Regions from separate parts of the Homo sapiens genome. Here region 1 is linked to region 2. Evidence: read pairs that join two places in POLR2A ChIA-PET (ENCODE). Cell type or tissue: CD4-positive, alpha-beta T cell. All regions are shown on one strand. Each heading gives the region's core, and the rest is flanking DNA. Links, peaks and the distances in the headings are about the cores only.

Region 1 (10,824 bases), core at 4,201-8,200, 78 kb before region 2:
CTGTAGTTTTCTTTTTTAATGTGTCTTTGATTTAAGTATCAGGCATTGAAATATTTCTCCCTCCTCTATTTTTTGGAATAGTTTGAATAGGATTGGTATTAGTTCTTCTGTAAATATTTGGTAAAATACAGCAGTGAAGCTATTGCTTCCAGGATTTTCTTTGTTAATACTTTTTATTAAGGCTTTGATCTCATTATTTGTTATTGGTTGGTTCAGGTTTTGAATTTCTTCATGGTTCAATCTTGGTAGGTTGAACTACTACAAGAAAACACTGGGGAAATTCTCCAGGACATTAGACTGGGGAAAGATTTCTTAAGCAATACTCCACAAGCACAGGCAACCAAAGCAAAAGAGGACAAATGGGATCTCATTAAGTTAAAAAGCTTCTGCACAGCAAAAGAGACAATCAACAAAGAGAAAATCCACAAAATGGGGAAACATATTTGCAAACTGTCCATTTGACAAGGGATTAATAACCACAATATATAAAAAGCTAAAACAACTGTATAGAGAAAAATCTAATAATCTGATTTTAAAATGGGCAAAAGGTCTTAATAGACATTTCTCAGAGAAGAAATACAAAAAGCTAATAGACTTAGGAAAAGGTGACCAACATCACTGATTATCAGAGAAATGCAAATCAGAGCTATGAGGATATATCATCTCACCCCAGTTAAAATGGGTTTTATTCAAAAGACAGGCAATAACAAATGCTGGTGAGGATATGGAAAAATGTGAACCCTTGCATACTGTTGGTGGGAATGTAAATTAGTGCAACCACTATGGAGAACAATTTGGAGGTTCCTCAAAAAACTAAAAATAGAGCTACCATATGATCCAACCATCTCATTGCTAGATATATACACAAAAAAGAAAATAAATATATCGAAGAGATAGCTGCACTCCTATGTTTATTGCATTACTATTCACAATATCCAAGATGTGGAAGCAACCTAAGTGTCCACCAACAGATGAATGGATAAAGAAAATGTGCATATATACAATGGAGTACTATTCAGCCATAACAAAGAATGAGATTTTGTCATTAGTGACAACATGGACTGGTGCCGGACGACATTATTTTAAGTGAAATAAGCCAGCCACAGAAAGAAAAGCTTTGCACATTCACACTCATTTTGGGGAGCTAAACATTAAAACAATTAAACTCATGAAGATACAGTAGAATGGTTGTTACTTGAGGCTGGGAAGTGCAGTCGGTGGGGGGAAGTGGGGATAGTTAATAGGTACAAAATACAGTTACAATGAATAAGATCTATTATTTGATAGCACAACAGGGTAACTACAATAGTTTTTTTGTACATTTTAAAATAACTGCGTATAACTGAATTGTTTATAATACAAAGAAATGATAAATGTTTGAGATGATGGATATCCCATTTACCCTGATGTCATTATTATGCATTGTATGTTTGTATCAAAATATCTCATGTACCCCATAAATATATATGCCTACTATGTACCCATAAAAACTGAAAAAGACCCATAGACGGTGACATCTGGGGATTCCCCTAATACAATAGCGGGTTCTGGCTGATCATCCCACAGGGAAGCCACTCAGCAGCCACACAGTTCCCCTTACGCACACACCCCTAGTAATCAGCTCTGTTAGTGTATAAACATTAAAATATGTGCAGACAATATCACAAGTCATACGGGAAATGGAAAGCAAGACCACAGTGAGGTACAGCTTCATACCCATTAAAATGGCTATTATAATGCAAACAAAAAAAGATGGAAAATAACCATCTGGTACGCAGATTATGTTACCTCTGGTCATATGCACTAAAGAAGAGGGAGAGAACTCAAGGCCTCAGAACAAGAGAGAAGTCCAGGCCAGGCTCTGGGCAGTAACTAGTCATGTGGACTCTGAACAATTACCTCATCCTTCATGGCCTCAATTTCCACATCTGTGAAATAAAGGGTCTGGCCAGGAGACACATAACAGCATTCTACATGTAACTGAAGAAATAGTGCCATGGATAGGTGAGGGAGGGTAATTAATGGAATTGCCTCTAGAGGGCAAATAAGTAACAGAATTGCCCCCAGTTTCTCCACGGCTTTCTAAAGAGGGGTAAAGACTTGCTGGATGCCAGATGTCTTCCAGGGATCCCAGAGAATTGGTCTAGGGAGGCAGTGCTTTACTGTATTATAGAAGAGGAATTAATCACACTAATTGCTTACTCTGTACTTTTGCTTAACGATACAATATAAACAAATACAATGAGAAATAATTTTAAAGCAATCAAAGCGCCTTCAAGTTATTAAAGCTCCTGAAGAATCAAACATTACATCCATATATAGAATTATTATACGAGGCACAATTAATGATTTGATTTATAGATATTTTTATATAGGTTTGATATGCAACAAGTCTAGGGGTAAAAAATCAATAAAATCTGCCTTCTAATAAGCAGGGGTTTCTGCCTTTTTCTTAAAAAATAAACTATTATATCAAAATGGTAAAAATGAACATTTTAAAATAAAAATTATCAACATATATTATCATTCTGCCTACTGAATTTTAATTTATCCTCAAAGTTCAAAAAAAAAAAACTTCTTTCTCATGCAGTTTCCCCATATCCCTAATTAGGATGAATTATTGAAGCATCCTGGGTGATTCCTGAACACTTTCGATCCTTCAGTTATTCAGGTCCAGTTTAATGGCACCTGAGAACAATTATATACCGAGAACTGTGCTAAACTGACAAAGGCGACCAAAGAGCTTATACAGGGACATACCTGTACCCTCACATCAGCTCCCAAGTCTCCAGAGGGAAACGGAGAGGACATGATGAATCAGCTCTCTTTTTACTGTATTATGCTTGGAAAGATTGTTATGGAGACACAGAAGACAGATAAATCAACCTTGCCTGGAAAACTGGAAAAAGGTTCAAACAGGAGGCAAATTTAGACCAATATGTATCAAGAACTCGTTGATTCTTACAGGAGGAGGATATTACCAGACAGACAAGTGAAATGACAAAGCCATTCTAGAAATAGAAAAGGTAAGGAAAAGAATCAAGAAGTGGAAGTTAAAGGCCAGCTCTGGGTGCTTTGTGACCAGAGCCCAGTTGGCAGTGGGAAGATTTATGTTCTATACTAAGGACGTTCTCTGTAATGACAATCCACCCTGTTGCACTAATAATTTAAGAGCATTTATATGAATATATACAATTCAGGGAAAGATAAAGAGAAAAAATTGCTATCAACTCTGTGCAGATTTGGAAACTGGTATCAAAGGAACAGTTTCAGCTGCATTTCTTTGTCTAGAAAGTTTCATTTAAAAATGTAGTCTACTAACTTGAGCCTCAATTTTTGGCAATAAACTAAAAAACGCTACACAAACCATCACAGAATTCACTTTGTCCTTGCAGGAAAGAAAAAAGAAGAAAACAAACCTCCATGTGAGAGGGGGTCTAAAAGAACTCTCCAAACCTCCATGATTTTGCAAGAGACAAGACAAGGGTAATTACCTGCAGCACCTGGACCCATCTAGATTAACTAAATTTAATGAGGCTCCAGAGGAAGGTCTTCAAGACTCAGACCTTAGTTATGATTAGAAATTAATCACCTGTGTCTTCAGATAGCCCCCGTTCCATGTTTAGAGAGAGATCTTTGAGCACCCATCTTCATTCATTTGAGAACAGGGTCACTGAGAGGGAGTCTCTGAGGTCACAGAGTGTATTAGTTCACTTTCACACTGCCGTGAAGAAACACCCAAGACTGGGTGATTTATAAAGGAAAGAAGTTTAATTGAGTCACAGTTCCACATGGCTGGGGAGGCCTCAGGAAATTTACAATCACGGTGGAAGGGGAAGCAAACATGTCCTTCTTCATGTGGCAGCAGGAGAGAGAAGTGCAAAACGAAGAGGGGAAAGGTCACTTATAAAACCATCAGATCTCGTGAGAACTCATTCACTTTCACGAGACGAGCACGTGGGAACCACTCCCATGAAGTAATCACCTCCCATGAGGTCTCTCCCCCAAAACGAGGGGATTACAATTCAAAATGACATTTGGGTGCAGACACAGAGCCAGACCATATTACAGAGCCAGAAGAGCTGAGCAGTGGGCACTTAGTAAATGTTCATTAAACGAAACCCCTAAACAAGGCTGGCTTCATAGAGGTGCCACCTGTGCAATGGCAAAAGCCCCACATTCAGAGGGGACCTGAACTTGGTTTAATGCTATGTTGTCACTGCCTTCAAATTCTTAACATTTTTTGAACAAATGACTCCATTTTCAGTTCACACCGGGTCCTGCAAATTATGTACCCAGTCCTGCCCCTGAAACAAAGATATGGTTTGTTCATGAAGGGGCTCCCTCGACCCTTCCCTGTGCATCTCACTCCAAGATGCCCTAAGTAAAAGGGAACAAAGAGCTAGGAGAAGGTAGTAGTTGATGATGATCTTGGAGGTCCCACCTGATCATGGCTGGCGATGCATATGTGTGGGTGGGAGAATTTGGTTGCTCTCTCCTGGCAGCCTCCATCCCATGCAGAAGGCCTGCACTTTGCCTGTCTGTCCCCCTATGTCCTCTACCTGACTCAGGAGTGTGGATGGGGGAGGGGAGGCATTGGGCCCAGTGCTCCTGGTCCCAGCTGGAGTTCTCTGTTGATCTGGGAGATTTGGCTCCTCTGACTACTCCTACCCCATCGCCATTAGGACAGGAGTTGGTGAAGGGGACAGGGTGGGAGGCTTAATTAGCAGCCAGGGCCAGGCAGCAGGCAGTGGGGCAAAGATCAGGCTGACTTTTCCTGCTACAGATCTGCTCTCTGGAAGAGGCATTCATGGACTGGCTTAAGCTGTGGCTTGGCTATTTTAGGAATATTCTTAACCCTTCCTGAGTCACTGCTGTCATCAGACTTCTCTCCCAGGGCGCAGAGCACCAGACTGTTCCCTCTCCCTGTCCCCTTCTCCCCAGTCCCTGCTTTCCTCCCTGGCAGCTGAGAAGGTCAGAGTTTTCTCAGGGGTGGGGCAAGTTGACTTCTGCCAAGGAAAACTCCCGGGTCCCTGAGTCCCCTTCTTTGTCCTGCCCTGTGACTTTTCCCTCTTCATCACAGCTCTGGACTCAGCCAAGTGGCACAATGGGCATCACCTCAGCCCTTCTCATCTTATAAAATTGGAACCTCAGACTCTCTCATCTGAAAACAGCTGATTTGTATCCCAAGAGTAAGATGGGAAGCTGTAGTCCTGACTTCAAACCTCTGGCAGAGCAGGAGCCCCTGCGTGCCTGGCTTTGATGCCCCATTAGGGGCAAGTTTCCACAGCCAGAACCCCTCATGGGGTTCCCTCTGCCTGTTTTTTCCTCCACTCCAGGTCCTTCCCAGAGTCTGGCTTCTTGGAAAAGCCCAGGCCAGGATATAGGCATTACCTATGTAAGGCCAAGGGGAGTCCCACTGCCGGCCAGAAGGGCTCAACATCAATATATCTGAAATTCAAGCCATACAGGGGGAAGAGATATTGGCTCAGTGTCAAGGGTTTCTGTGTCCACGCTAGGCTTGCCTGAGCTGGGAGGCCCAGGACATCTGGGCTTTGTGATGCCTTCTGACACTAGGAGTTGGAGTTTGCCACCAACTGCTATTGGGAAAGCTTGACTTGGTGATACAGGCGTAATGCTGATGATGCCACACAAATGCCCAAGGGCCTATAGTGTGCCTGACACTGTCCTGGGCAATGGGTATAGAGGATCAATAATCATTCTCTTCCTGAGAAAGGAAGCTCTCCTGGGCTGGTTAACCAGGCATCTGGCCACAAGCCTGGTCTAGTGTTGATGGGCTCCAGCAAGTGAGTCATCCCAACTAATTCCCCCTCTTCCAGGTTATCACAACAAGCCCAGCTCCAGAAGTGAAAGAGCTGGCTGCAGATGGGGGTGAGGCCAGATGAAAATGCTTTCGCTCCCCTCAACGGCTGCAGAGGGGGCTCTTGCAAAGGGGGTCATTGAACTGCAGTTTCTTCTGTCTCCAATCCAGAAAGAGCCTGATGGATTGATAAAGGTGTCCTGGGAAAGATTTTCAGTTCAAAGAGACAATCCCCTCCAGGAACTCCAGAAGAATTTTGTCTGGCGTTTAAAGAGTAAGAAGCTGCTGGGTGTGGCAGCTCACACCTGTAATTGTTGTGCTTTGGGAGCTACAGGCAGGAGGATCACTTGAGGCTAGGAGTTAGAGAACAGCCTGGGCAATACAGTGAGACGCTCCCCACTACAAAAAAAGCAAGAATACCCCTCTCTTTACCCCTACTTGAGAGACGTGACTAGAAGGCAGAAAGCTGGCTGTTGACGGGGGAGTCTCTCTCTTCAGGCAGAGGTAGGGCTGCTTCCTGGGACAGAGGCATAGATGGTATTTCTGGCTCTGCAGTTCCTGATGAAGACATACTGGGGCACCCAGGCTAACCTTTGGCAAAACTAGGAGCGGAACTCAGGAGTCCCTGATGCCAGCCTCGCTGATGCGATCCCCCCTCCCCTCCCCCATGTGTCTTGCTCCCTAGCTCCCTCCCCACCAGCTTCCAGGCCAGGACCCCCAGCTGGCTGGTGGAGGATGTCTTCCTCCTCAGCAGCTAGGATTTTTAAGTATTTATAGGAACATGGAACAGATCAGTGGCTGACAGGCCCAAGGAGCGTGCAGGCCCCTTCCCAGAGGTCAGCAGCTTCACTCCCCCTTCCTGCACCCCATCCTGATTTGACGGAACCCAGGATGACAAAGAGGGAGTAGGTGAGCAAGGTATGGGGTGGCAGCCTCCATAGGAGCTCAAAGGATGTATTTGTCCATCTGCCCTGGGCTCAGCTTCCACACTCCGAGTCACTCACATCCCTCCACCCTAGCCGGAGCTCACCTGTGTGCCCACATGACCAAGACCACACTGACCCCAAATGTACAGTTTCAACTCTCAACAATTCACTGTCACACTCACGTGTGTACACACATGCTTTCTAAATTCCACAGCCACATGGATGCTCACAGGCTCACACCTTTGCACACACACAGGCTCACTCACAGACCTACGGGGGGCCCAGATCCCGGTCATTCCCCACAGGTCTTTATAAGGGTTCTGGGAGGGAAACTTGTTTCCTGTCTAAGGTAGGGTGGGAGTGTGTGTGTGGGGGGGGAACGAGAGTGAATGTGAGAGTGCATGTATGTTAGTGTGGGTGTGTATGTGTGTAAGGAGCAGGAGTGACTGGGTCCTGAGTTTAGGGAGTGGGGAAGAGAAAGGAGAGATGGAGACAAGCGTGGACCAAGAGACACTCAGAGCTGACATCCTGGAAGGGAAGCCAGGCTGAGATAAGAGCAAGGCAAAGAAATAGACACCGACAAGGATCAAGCCAGGGCGGGGTAGGGACTGGGGACAGATCCCGCCCCCATGAGAAGCTGTCACATTGTTGCTCAGGTGGCCTGTGACAGCAGCGCCATCTCCAGCTGGAGCCTCCCCTCTCTGGATCTTGTCATTGTAACTTTGCTTTGCTACTTGGGCAGCCAGGAGTGGTGACAGGCAGGGAATATGGTGCCCAGGGCAGTTAGCCATGCCACTCCAGTCCGGCTGCCAACCCACCTGTCACTGCCCATCTCAACACCTGTGGGGGTGGGGGTGGGTACAGATGAAACCGGCGATCAGCTTGGCTACCCTTGCCTCCTAGTGCCACAGTGGAGGCTAGGGGAGCAACCGGCCTTCCTCCCCAAAAGGTGGTCAGGGTTAACCGCACTTTGCCCAGGTCACTGAAGCCTGCAGCTGAGCTTGGGGAGAATGGGCCGTCTCTGCTCCCAGGCACCCAGGAACTACTGGAGAGAGACAGGAACCAGCCTATGAGACAGGGGCTTAAGGAGGAGGTTGGAGAAGACACGCGTTTGGCATAAACCGGGGGCCCCTCTCTGCGCTCACCGAGCCGGCGGCCTGGGCGGTGCTGAGCCTGCCCCTGGCGGCGTTCGCCTGGGACAGCGCCTGAGCGGTGGCCGATCCCACCTGGATGTCCCGGGTCGGCTCCCACCCCACGCCGTCCCCGGCCGCAGTGGGGAGATGCTCGCGCTGGTCCTTGCCATACTTGGCTGCTGCCGGGCTCGGGGTCCCGCGTCGTACACGCCCCATCAGCCCTGGCCACCGCTCCTGAGGGAACGCCCCGGGGAGCCCTTCCGGGCCCCGACGGCTGCGGGCCCCGGAGCCAAGAGAAGAAGCAGGTCCCAGGGCCGACTCCGCAGCAGCATCTCCAGCTTTGTCCGGGAAGCAGAGGCCGCCGCCGGCCACAGTCGTGGGTGAGAAGAAGGGCGCGAGGCGGCCGGGGCTCCTGCCGGGCACCCCAAGTACGCGCCGGGCTTCTCCATGACAGCTGCGGCCCGGGCTGCCTGGGGCCTGGGACTCCGGCGCGGTCCGGCCGCGAGAAAGGCAGGCGCTGCCCCAGTGGGGAAGGGGCAAGGCTGCGGCTCCGGCCACCGGGCGGGGGCACAGAAACGACCCCGGCGCCGTCTGAGCGCCCAGCTCCGTTCCTGCCGCGGCCAAAAGACACCCGAGAGCGCCGGCGGCTGGGGGACCACAGGGCCCTGGAACTCACCAGGCGGCCTCGCGGCGCAAAAGCGGGCGGAGCCAGAGAAGGGGCTCGGCTAGGCGGCCACGCTCCCTCCCCGGAGGGCGGCGGGACTCGGATTTCGCCTCTGGTTTAAAAATTGTGCCTGCGGAGCCCAGGACGCTGGGAGGAGCGTTCTGCGCTCCTCCGGTCGCGGTCTCCGCACTAAACCGACTTCCAGAGCCGCCTCTGCTCCCTGTAGTGGCGGAGGGGCGGGCACCGAAGTCCCACCAAGTCGCAGGTCCTCAGCCTGGGGCATGCTTGCTATGCTCCGGATGCAGGGGGGTACTCTGCCTCTCTGCTCCCTGGGGGCCAAGGCGTGCGCTGCAGGCTGGAGCTGCGGCTCCGAGGCTTCCAGGAGCCCCGGCCCCGCCGTCGGTGGAGAAACGCTGGGGGCTTCGAGGTCGCGGCTTCCGGAAATCCGGTTACTGAGCGGAGTTGGGGGTCAGGTTCCAAAGGGATAGCGCCCCGGGTTGTAATCACCATCTGGCCCGCCGCTCCTGCCGCCGCGAGTCTACAGCGGAGCTATTGGGTGGACCAAGCGGGTGAGGCGCGGGCAGGCAGCGGCTCCGCCTCGTAATCCTCCTCCGACCGGTGCCCAGGGGCTGGCCCCACCTTTCCCTCGGTCACCCACCAACGCCGCTCCCTCGATCCCCAGCACCCCTCCAGGCCCAGTTCGCTTCAGAGGCGCGAGACCCGGAAAACAAGGAAGAAGCGAGCTCAGCCTCAATCCCCGTCCCCACCCCACTTTCGGGGCCGCTGCGCTGGAGAATTGAAGGGGGCGGACCCCGGATTAAAGCCGCTCCCTTCCCAGCCTCGCTCCTCTTTCCTTCTGTCCGTGATGATTTCTTTATTGTCAGGCGAGAGCCAGGCTCCCCGCGCTCACGGGACCGGGCGGTTGGGAGCGGGTTCTGGAGCTCACGCCTGGCGTCGGCGGAGGTGACCCCAGCGCCCTCGCCCGTGCAGGGGAAACAGCTGGTTCCCGCCCGGATGGGGAAACCTGGACTGCGTGGGCTCGGGCGCCTGGCAGGCATGCGGGGCCTCTAAGGCTTGGCCACTGTCACGGGTCCTGTGGTTGTTGCTTCTCCCCTCGCCACGCCCTTCTCCTGGGACGGAGATTCATTCCCTGGCGGGTGTCGGGGACCTGGGCGCAGATTCATTCCCTGGTGGGTGTCGGGGACCTGGCGCTCTTGCAGGGACGCCCCCCGGAGTCTGATACGTGGACTTTAAGATCAGACGCTTCGGGGCCGGGCTGGGAAAAACTGGCGGAAAATATTACAACTCTACTCTCAATGCCAGGCTGTTGTAGAAGCTCCTGGGACAAGCCGTGAAGTCTCCGCAGGAGGCTTCAGAGATATACTAGGCGGCTGCTCAGTTCGCCAAGGACTTTTCCATTGACTCACAAGCGCCGCCTGGAGGAGGAGGCCGCGCTGGACGCGCCGGCGGCGCCTTTGCCTGGGGGAGCGCAGCCCGGAGCTGTGGCGTGGCCGCGCTGGGAGCGGCGTGTCAGAGGCTGGGCCTGGGGACCCGAGGTTGGGCGGGGCGCAGGAGGTGGGCTCAGGGCTCTCCAGAGCACTCCCCTGAGCTGACCCGCAGGACTGCCGGGCCAGTAGGCACGGGGCCCGCGCGGTGACCTGCGGCCTCGAGGCTGGAGCAGCCACTGCAAACGCCGCGCTGGCCCCAAACACTGCGTCCTTGAAATGTTTTAATTAAGAATAATTAATAGGGCCGGGAGTGGAGGCTCAAGCCTGAATCCCCAGCACCTGGCGAGGCCGAGGAGGGAGGATCCCTTGAGCCCAGAGGTTCAAGACTAGCCTGGGCAACACAGTCAGACTCCATCCCTACAAAACAAACAAACGAAAATAAAACAAACGAAACGAAATGAAATTAGCCCGGCGTGGTGGCGCGGGCCTGTGGTCCCAGCTCCTCGGGAGGCTGAAGCAGGAAGATGGCTTGCGACCGCACCACTGCGCTCCAGCCTGGGAGACAGAGCAAGACCCTGTCTCGAAAAATGTGTATGTCTGGGTAAATGTATAGATTTTAAAACTATTTTGAAGGCGGCCTTTTTAACTCTAAACTGACCACTCTGGAGGAGACGCCTGACCCAGAGCGCTTTCCCTAAAGTTCGGTGCCCAAAGTGCACCTTCCCATGGTTGGGGTCTCTGCCTTTCGCCAAGCCTTGCCTCTTGCAGAGGTGGGCTCCATAGTGTCTCCCGCTCCGCCCCAACTGGAGAACAGTGTAAATTGTCGGCCGGG
Region 2 (10,824 bases), core at 2,846-6,845:
CTGCACCCACTCTTTTTTGTGTTGGGTTGTGCAGGGGAGAAAGGGAGGTTGGCACCTCTTTCCTGTGTTGTGGTAGCCCGTCGCTGGGTTGTAAAGCGCCTTGCCTCCTATTTTACTTGGGAGAAATGCATTGATGCTGGGTGCCATATGGATTTATTTTGGGAGTGATACTGTTCTAATTTTATGGAAATAATGCCAGATAGAAAGTTAGCGGATGGATTCTGTATCTGATGAGAGTTTTGGACAAATCGAATATCTAGTTTCTGAGCCTTAATTTTCCTCTGATGCAAGACAAGTGTAAATTAGCCAGCTGGTAAAAAAAACTCTCACAGCTCTGGATATGGGTTTAAGACACTGGATTTCTACCACTCACTTTCTTACTACTTTTCTTGCGCAGGGATCATGGCCAAAGTTGCAGTGTCCCCCCGCTCGTTGAAGATGAGGAGTTCTCAGAGAGCGGGATGTTTGTGACATTCCTCATGTCAGCTCTCGAGTCCATGGTGAGACCTTTTGTTCTAACAGTCTATATTTGAGTAGGACTGGGCTGTAGTTAAGGTTGATTTGTTTTTTGTAGAACATATAATTTTATGGTTTTTTCTTTATAATGAGTAGTTCTTTTTCCTGAATAGTAGCTGTGGTCAAATACATCCAACCAAATGCAGAGATTCTACACCAGTTTTCGGACAATCTGGATACCAACTGGGTATCTCACAGTTCCATTCTCACACTAACTGGAGTTAGTGCAGACCCCTCAGGATAGGGGCTCAGTCCCACAAGACTATCCTCACTTCACATGCCAGTTGCAAACCCTAGGTTGTTACATGTACTTTTGACCAACCAGTTAGAAACTGGGGTCTCATGACCTCCTTCTTTGGTTGAATCATTTGCTAAAACAGTTTGCAGAACTCAGAAAAACAGGTTATTTTCTTTTTTTTTTTTCTGAGATACATAGTCTCACTCTGTTGCCAGGCTGGAATTCAGCAATGTGATCAAAGCTACTGTAGCCTCGAACTCCTGGGCTCAAGTGATCCTCCTGCCTCAGCCTCCCAATGAGACTACAGGCCTACACCACCATATCTGGCTATATTCTTTTATTTTTTGTAGAGATGGGGTCTTGTTATGTTGCCCAGGCTGGTCTCAAATTTCTGGGCTCACATTATCCTCCCATCTCAACCTCCAAAGTGCTGGGATTATGGGCGTGAGCCACTGGGTCTCACCAATTTACTTTCTATTACTGGTTCATTGTAAAGGATATATCTCAGAAACAGCCAGTGAAAGAGGTGTACATGCTGGGCTCATGCCTGTAATCTCAGCACTTTGGGAGACTGTGGCGGGAGCATCGCTTAAGCTCAAGAGTTTAAGACCAGGCTGGGCAACATGGTGAAACCTCATCTTTACAAAAAAAATTTTATAAAAATTAGCCTGGTGCAGTGACATGTGCCTACAATTCTAGTTACTCAGGAGGTTGAGGTGAAAGGATGGCTTGAGCTAGGGAGGCATAGGTTGCAGTGATCCACGATTGTGCCACTGTAGCCTGGGAGACAGAGCCAGACCCTGTCTCAAAAAAAAAAAAAAAAGAAAGAAAAAAGATGCACAGGGCAAGGTATGTGGAGAGGGGCACAGAGCTTCCATGCCGTCTATTGGGCATGTTACCCTCCCAGTATCCCCCTTGTGTTCAGGAACCCAGACACTCTCCAAACCCTGTTGTTTAGGGTGTTTCTGAAGGCTTCATTACACAGGCATGATTGATAAAATCATTGACCATTGGTGATTAAGTCAATCTTCAGCCACTATTTCTTCCTGGAGCTCAGTGGGTGAGGCTGCAAGTTTCAAGCCTCTAATCACATGGTTTGTTCTGGCAACCAGCCCTCCTCCTGAAGCTGTCTGGGAGCTTTCAGTCACCCAGTCATCTCAGTAGCATCATCAAATGCATTCTTACTATGGTGGAGATCCCAAAGGTCTTAGAGGGTCTTGTGTTAGAAACCTGGGACTAAGACCAAATATTGAAACAAAAGATGCTCCTATCAACTTTATCACTGAGAACTTTATGAGAACTTTAGAAGCTTTGTGCCAGGACCAGGGGCAGAAACCAGATGTGTATTTCTTTTCTTTTTCTTTTGGACACAGAGTCTCTTTCTTTCACCCATACTGGAGTGCAGTGATGCAGCCTCAACCACCTGGGCTCAAACAATTCTCCTGCGTCAGCCTTCTAAGTATGTGGGACTACAGGTGCACACCATCCATGCTCAGCTAATTTTTGTATTTTTTTTTAGAGATGGGATCTTGTTACGTTGCCGAGGCTGGTCTTGAACTCCTGGGCTAAAGCAACCCTTTCACCTCAGCCTCTCAAGTAGCTGAAACTACAGATGCATACCACCATGCCCAGCCAATTTTTTCTTTTCTTATTTCTTTTGGTTTTTGTTGTTTAGTTGGGGATCTCACTATGTTTTCCAGGTTGGTGTCGAGCTCCTGGCCTCAGGTGTTTCCCCGCTTTGACCTCCTAAACTGTTGGGATTACAGGTGTGAGCCACGACCACTGTGTCCAGCAGTCACAAGGGTTTTTATAAGAGAAAGAGGGAGGCAAGAGACTCAGAATTGGAGGAGATGTGATGATGGAAGCAGAGGTCAGAGAGGGAGATTTGAATATGCTTCGCTTCTGGCTTTGAAGATGCAGTTAGGGGCCATGAGCCAAGAAATGGGGGTGGCTTTTAGAAGCTGAGAAAGGCAAGGGAACCCATCCTCTCTGGAGCCTCCAGAAGGAATGCAGTCCTGCTGACACGTTGACTTTAGCCTTAATTGACCTATTTTGGACTCTGGCTCCCAGAACTGTTAGGTAGTAGATTTGTCGTGTATTAAGGCACTCAATGTAGGGCAGTTTGTAACAGCAGCAAGAAGAAATGAACATGAACCCAGGGCTGGTGGCCCACACCTATAATTCCAGGTATTTAGGAGGCCGAGGCAGGAGGATCGCTTTGGCCCAGGAGTTCAAGACAAGCCTGGGGAGCATAGTGATGCTCCATATATTTTTTAAAAAATTAGCAGGTGTGGTGGCATGCACCTGTAGTCTTTAGCTACTAGAGAGGCTGAGGCAGGACGATTGCTTCACCAGTGAGTTCGAGGTCTCAGTCGTGATTGTGCCATGGCACCCCAGCCTGAGTGGCACAGCGAGATTTTGTGGAAAAAAAAGAGCATGGCAGGAATGGGGACAGATGGCAATATTAAATAGAGTGGCCAGGGTTGCCCTAAGTGAAAATTTATCAAAGACTTGAAGTGGGGGAAGCAACTGGCCAAGGTGCTGAGGTGAGAGCATTGTAGGCAGAAACAACAGGATAAAGATGCTAGGAGGGAACTCCATGGTGTGTCTGATCAGTAAAGATTGTGTAATCTCTGGGAGGCTCTTGCTGGGGCTTTGGCTTTTACTCTGACTGAGATCGGAACTGTGGGAGGGTTCTGAGCAGAGAGGCAACATGATCTGTCTCCTGATTTAAAAGCATCCCTTGGCTGCTGAGTTGAGAAAGATTGTGGGAAGATTTGGGTAGAAGCAGGGAGGCCAAGCTGTGGCAACATCCAGATGGGAGATAAGTGTTTTTGACCAGGGTCATGGCAATGGTGAGAGATGGCTGATTCTTTTTTTTTCTTTTTTCTTTTCTTTTTTGAGACGGAGTCTCGCTCTGTTGCCCAGGCTGGAGTGCAGTGGGGAGATCTCAGCTCACTGCAACCTACACCTCCCAGGTTCAAGAGAGTCTTCCGCCTCGGCCTCCTGAGTAGCTGGGACTACAGGCACCTGCTACCACGCCTGGCTAATTTTTGCATTTTTTTGTAGAGACGGGGTTTCACCATATTGACCAGGCTGTTCTCGAACTCCTGACCTTTTGATCCACCCACCTTGGCCTCCCAAAGTGCTGGGATTACAGGCGTGAGCCACCGTGCCTGGCCCTGAGAGATGGTTGATTCTTGTTGAAATACTAAGTAATTAAAAAAAAAAAAACAGTACTGCCTTTCCCAATTATATGAAGTATGGGTTGCTAGATTAAGGAAACCTTAAGTCAGGCTGGTGCAGTGGCTTATGCCTGTAGTGCCAGCACTTTGGGAGGCAGAGATGGGGGGATTGTTTTAAGTCCAGGAGTTTGAGACCACCCTTGGCAACATAGCAAGATCTCCTCTCTACACAAATAAATAATAATAAAATATAATTATCCAGACACGGTGGCATGTGTCTGTAGAATCAGTTACTCTGGTTGTCGAGGTGGGAAGATCTCTTGAGGGTGGGAGTTTTGAGGCCAGCTTGGGCACATAGCAAGGCTTCTGTCTCCACAAAAAAAAAAAAAAAAAAAAAAGTAGCTGGGAGTTGTGATGCTCACTTGTAGTCCTGGCTATGGTGACTGCATGACTGATCCCTAGAGCTGTAATTTTACTAATTAATTTTTCAGATACTACTCAGCCAGCAACTGAGCCTAACCAGGAACACACCCTCAACCATTCAGTGGTCCTTTTTTTTGTTTTTCTAGTCCTCCTGAAAGTCGATTACTCTCAGAAGGTGACGAAAACTTGCATTACTTTTGTTTTTCTTCCTAGAGACAAGCTCTTGCTCTGTCACCAGGCTGCAGTGCAGTGGCTTGATTATGTCTCAATGCAGCCTGAAACCCCTGGGCTGAAACAATCCTCCAACCTCAGCCTCCCAAGTAGCTGGGACTACAGACGTTTGCCCCCGTGCCTAGCTAACTTCTTTATTTTTTATTGTTGAGATGGGATCTTGCTATGTTGCCCAGGATGGTGTCAAACTCCTGGCCTCAAGTGATCTCTCTGTCTCAGCTTCCCAAAGTGCTGGAATTATGCACAGGCCTGAGCCACCTGTGCTCAACCCCCATTTTCTTTTTTTTTTTTTTTTGAGATGGAGTCTAGCTCAGTTGTCCAGGCTGGAGTACAGTGGTGCCATCTCGGCTCACTGCAACCTCCACCTCCCTGTTTCAAGCAATTCCCCTGCCTCAGCCTCCCGAGTAGCTGGGATTACAGGCGCATGCCACCATACCTGGCTAATTTTTGCTCTATTTTTAGTAGAGATGTGGTTTCACCATGTTGGCCAGACTGGTCTTGAACTCCTGACCTCAGGCAGTTGGCCCACCTTGGCCGCCCAAAGTGCCGGGATTACAGGTGTGAGCCACTGCATCTGGCCCTTTTTATAATAATAATTTAATTGAAATATGATTAACATCTCACACAATTCATTTATCAAAGTGTGCAATTCAGGCTGGGTGTATTGGCTAATTCCTATAACGCTAAGACTTTGGGAGGCTGAGGTAGGTGGATTGCTTGAGTTCAGGAGTTCGAGACTAGCCTGGGCAACATGGCAAAACAGCATCTCTAGAAAAAATACAAAAATTAGCTGGATATGGTGGCTCATGCCTGTAGTCTTAGCTACTTGAGGACATGATGCTGGAAGATCACTTAAGCCCAGAAGGCATATAGGTTGCAGTGAGACCAGATGGCGGTACTGCACTAGTGTGGGTGACAGAAGGAGACCATGTCGAGAAAGAGAGAGAGTGAGAGAGGAAAGAAGTAAAGAGAGACGGAGAGAGAGAGAAAGGAAAGAAAGAGAGAAATTCAGTAGTTTTTAGAATATTCATGAAGCTGTGCATCCATCACCACAGTCACTTTTAGAAGCGATTACCCATTTATGAGTTACCCACTTAAGAGTGAGAAACCCTCACCTCTTAGCTGCTACCTCCTACTTCCCCCACGTTCCTGTGTCTTCATAGGCAACCACTGATTTATTTTCTTTTATTGTAGTTTTGCCTAATCTGGACCTTTAATAGAAATAGAATTGTACAGTATGTGATCTTTTGTAGTTTGCTTTTTTTTCTCTTAGCACAATGTTTTCAAATTTCTTTCATGTTATAGTGTGCATCAGTATTTCTTACCTTTTGTTGCTGAATAATAGTTTATGTTTAGCCATTCATCAGTTGATGGACATTTGTGCTGTTTCTGCATATAAACCGTCATGAGTAATGGTGCTATGAACACTCACATGCAAGTTTTTGTGTGAACATATATTTCTGCTTCTCTTGGATTTACACCCAGAAATGAAATTGTTGCATTATGTGATAACTATACATTTAGCCTTGGAGAAACTGCCACGTTGTTTTTCAAAGTGGTTACACCAGTCAGGCATGGTGGCTCATGCCTTTAATCTCAGCTATTTGGGAGGCTGAGTTTGGAGGACTGCTTTAGCCCAGGACTTCAGGACCAGCCTGGGCAACATAGGGAGACAATATCTTGATTTTTAAAAAAATCAATTGACCAGAAAAGAAACACCCAAACTGATGACACCATTTTATGTTCCCACCAGTAATGTGTGTGGGTTCCAGTTCTTCCACATTGTCACCAACTGTTTTTTTTTTTTTTTTTTTTGAGACAAAATCTTGCTCTGTTGCCCGGGGTGGAGTACAGTGGCATGAACATGGCCAGTGTAGCCATGACTTCCCAGGCACAAGTGATCCTCTCACCTCAGCCTCCCAAGTAGCTGGGACTTACAGGTACTTGTCATCATGTGTGGCTGATTTTTACATTTTTTGGTAGAGATAGGGTTTTGCCATGTAGCCTAGGTCAAACTTCTGAGCTCAAGTGATTGCCCGCTTCTGCCTCCAGAAGTGCTGGGATTACAGGTGTGTGCCACCACACCCGACTGGTATAACCACTTTGGAAAACAGCCACTGAGTCCAGCCTTCACCAATATACCAATATTTGTTAATATCTTTTTTGTACTTACTATTTCTTCATTTTAAAAAATTATTTTGTAGCTGTCTTATTAGTTATAATAAACAGCAAATAATTTTGTAGTAGCGCTGAGACCCCCCAAAAATTACTTGTCATTTAATTGAAATACAGTTTTTTTTAACCTGGATATATGTTTTTTCATTCTCATTTTTAGTTATTTTTAAAAACTATTGATAAATTTTTGTATTTTAATAGGTGTTTGGGAAACAGGTAGTGTTTGCTTCCATGAGTAAGTTATTTAGTGTTGATTTCTGAAAATTTGTAGCACCCCTTATTACTCATTGTATATTAAGTCATGAAATCATTAATAAACCAAAGACTTCAGTGAAATGGAAATTTTATTTTAACTTGTAACCTGAGAAATAACTGTCAAAAAAATTAGAGAAATTACCACATTAAAGCTTTAAAATCTTGAACCTAAAAATGAAAACCCTGTTGCACCTAAGAACCACAAGCCCACTGGTCAAGGTGAACAAAACTAAATATAAAGCAGAATGCAACCAAGAAAACCAAACTCAGGATTATTCAGTGTTCTGTAATGCTATTTTATCTTGGGACTCACAGAAAATTGTTATTATTATTATTATTACTACTTTTATATGGAATCTCACTGTCACCCACGCTGGAGTGCAGTGGCACGATCTCGGCTCACTGCAACCTCTGCCTCTGGGGTTCAAGTGATTCTCCTGCCTTAGCCTCCGGAGTAGTTGGGATAACAGGCACGCTCCACCAAGCCTGGCTAACTTTTGTATTTTTAGTAGAGATGGGGTTTCACCATGTTGGCCAGACTGGTCTCAAACTCCTGACCTCATGCAGTCGACCTGCCTCGGCCTCCCAAAGTGCTGGAATTACAGGCATGAGCCACTGGACTCAGCTGAAAATAGTTAATTTTATGTATATTCTAAGTCAAAATACATTTTGTTTTTAAATATTTGATGACTTTACAATACTATATTAACTCTTAAATGAATTAATACAAGTTTAGATATAAGGAGTATGTTTATGTTGACTAAAAATTATTTTTTACATATATGAAAGTAATGTCATACAATAGTTTTTATACTTGTAGAATACTTTGAAATATATATTAGCTAATATTTTATATTCATTTTGGATTTTTGCATTATTGTTAGATCCACAGAAAACTAATATTTTGTGAATACCCAAATCAAAAGCATTTTGATGGATGCATTCATAAATAGCATTTTATTTAAAAAGAACACTAATTAAAGCTTCACACCATTTTATGATTCATCAAACACAGTAACTGAATACTGGCATATAGCAACATTACAGAGGTTAGCCTTAGATAAAACTCAGCACATTTTAAAAAGGGTAAAAGGAAGAAAAGGAAAAAGGATACAAGGCTGTGTAAAGATTTTAAAAACAAACATCATATGTCTGGACCACAACTATTCATGCCATTGACTTTGGAGACTCATATTTTGTGAAAAGCGTTTTGTAAGTAGAGGACTCATAAGTGGTATAAGGCACCTAGTACACTACAATGGCACAGACATGACAGATATTCAATAAAATGATTTTAACTTTTACTGATACATGTTATCTTTGTTGTTCATTTATTAAACTAGTGCAAATCAGCCAGTAGATGGAGTGGCATTGACCTGTAAAACTTCTAAGATCCCATCCAAGCTTAGTATCCTGTGAAGTTCTCCATAATTTATTGTCTATTCCAATCAACATTTAGCATAAGCTACACGCTTATTTTGTTAATCATCCTTCTATGTTTATGTGTTGACTTGAAATGGGCCTATGTGGCCTTTATCTTCACAACCCTAATATGTACATAATTTAATAACTTTGTTATAAACCTGATGTTTCATAAAATTATGTCTTATCAAATATTTTCTGGTAGAATAATTACACATTTTTGCTTAAACTTTCCTGACTCTCCATTGCCTGCTGAATACAGTTAAGTTCTCACTTAGTGTGAGGATTTAATACATTCTTGAAAACTGTGACCTACAATTAAGCCAACCTTACCATAGTCTAATTGATAGAAATAGTTAAGTTTCTATGGCATATTTCTGGTCACAAGAACATCACCAAACTTAGAAAGGCCTAAAACACTTCCAGTATTAAATACTGAAATAAATGTGAGCTCTACATACATTTAAGAAAAATGTGAGCTCTACATACATTAGGCCAGGCGTGTTGGCTCACGCCTGTAATCCCAGCACTTTGGGAGGCCAAGGTGGGAGGATCACTTGAGGTCAGGAGTGTGATACCAGCCTGGCCAACATGGCGAAACCTTGTCTCTACTAAAAATGCAAAAAATCACCCGGGCATGGTGCTACGTGCCTGTAATCCCAGCTACTTGGGAGGCTGAGGCGGGAGAATCACCTGAATCTGGGAGGTGGAGGTTGCAGTGAACTGAAGTCGTGCCACTGCATTCCAGCCTGGGTGACAGAGCAAGACTCCATCTCCCCACCGCCCCCCCCCCCCAAAAAAGATAAAGAAAAATTAATAAAAATGTTACCAGGGCCACCCTGATGAAATAACTGGGAAAGATCTATTTATTACTGTGTTTCTTTAGTTTCTTTATTTGTAGGCATAGCTGCATAAAGAAACCAGTTGGCCCACCAGCACCAGGGCTTCTCCACCCCTGACCACATACCAGGAGATAAGATCCCCAACCAGCACAAACTCGAACAGGTGAGCCCTAGTTGCTTTTAGATAACTTTTTTTTTTTTTCTTTTTGACAGACTCTCACTCGGTCGTCCAGGCTGGAGTGCAGTGGCACCATCTTGGCTCATTGCAACATCTGGCTCCCAGGTTCAATCGATTCTTCTGCCTCAGCCTTCTGAGTAGCTGGAATTAACAGGTGTATGCCAACTTATCTGGCTAATTTTGTTGTGTATTTTTCTTTCAGTACAGACTGGGTTTCACCATGTTGGCCATGCTGGTCTTGAGCTCCTCACCTCAGGTGATCCACATGCCTCAGCCTCCTAAAGTGCTGGGATTATAGGCGTCAGCCACCGCTTCTGGCCTAGATCATTAACATATCACTATGATACTAAAATTCCCTCTGCCAAAGAAAATCTTGCCATTTTGTGACATGAGTTGTATAAAGATGTATGTTTATATGCACTGAACCTGTGCACCTAGAGTTCCACCCTGCTCATGCTAACGTTGTTCTCCCTCCCCGTACCTAGTTCTTAAAAACTCCATGCCTTCCATTTTTCAGGGAAAGGGTGTCTTTAGAGCAAGAACTCTTTTCTTCTCCATCCCAGGCAGGGAAAAAACCCACTTGGCCTTGTTTCTGATTGGGTTTTCTTGCTTTGCGACTAATACAAAGCAGGAAAAAACTCCCTTTATCAGTGATAAAAACAAGTAAGATTATTATTTACCCACCTATTCTAGCTAGGGGTCATGGGTGGCCGGAGTCTCTCCTAGCAACTCAGGGCGCTAGGCAGAACCAGCCCTGGATCTGGAATAGGGTGCCATCATATGGCAGAGTGTACATACACACACACACACACACACACACACACACACACACAGAGCTCAAATGGGGACTATTTAGAAATGATAGTTCACATAATGGGCACATCTTTGAGATGTGGGAGGAAACTGGGAGTACCCAGTGAAAACCCATGTGGACCTGGGGAGAATGTGTAAAGGACACACAGGAAGTGGCCAGCTGGGAGTTGATTGTTTTTTCTTATCAACATTACAATGAAATGATACTGAACGAAATGACATTATTCAAGTACCTGCTGTAATAGTCAGACTCCTTCATATAAAATTCAAAGCCCTCTACACTCGGGCACTACATTGGACTTCCATCCTACACCTACATTCTAGCCACTGTACTACACATCATTTACCAAAGGCGCTGTATACTTCTGTGCTACCAAACATTTGCCAGTCTGGTTCCCTCTGCATTTCAAGATTACACACCCCTCATAATCCTGCAAAGCCTTTCGTATCAATTTTTCTGTGAAGCTTTTCAGAATCCACCACCACTCCCACCATCACCCCAACTCCCTGAGAGGGCAGATCTCTCTCTCCGTTTGGCAGCCACTT

Evidence for each region. ChIA-PET counts read pairs that join two places held together with the same protein. Peaks named below come from ENCODE experiments on the same cell type or tissue, not always from the same donor. Only the 100,000 strongest peaks of a DNase experiment are listed, where the experiment ranks them.
Region 1: POLR2A ChIA-PET joins it to region 2 with 5 read pairs; 2 of 35 experiments call an interaction of 5 or more read pairs at or near these places.

What each region holds. Positions count from the first base shown.
Region 1 is chr10:42,752,494-42,763,317 of GRCh38, reverse strand. LOC283028 (a long non-coding RNA gene) reads left to right here and starts at 8,115. Exons shown (of 1, transcript NR_136644.1): 1 at 8,115-10,824. It overlaps LOC105378269 (a long non-coding RNA gene), which reads right to left and starts at 8,176. Exons shown (of 2, transcript NR_134498.1): 1 at 7,893-8,176. RefSeq lists a silencer at 7,263-7,557. In CD4-positive, alpha-beta T cell, for the core only: no CTCF peak of the experiment used is centred there; no DNase peak of the experiment used is centred there; H3K27me3 peaks cover 1,792 bases.
Region 2 is chr10:42,673,034-42,683,857 of GRCh38, reverse strand. LINC01518 (long intergenic non-protein coding RNA 1518) reads left to right here. Exons shown (of 5, transcript NR_120659.1): 4 at 398-500; 5 at 9,501-10,824. Among named protein-coding and RNA genes, the nearest start is that of LINC01518, 13 kb to the left of the region's middle. In CD4-positive, alpha-beta T cell, for the core only: no CTCF peak of the experiment used is centred there; no DNase peak of the experiment used is centred there; H3K27me3 peaks cover 329 bases.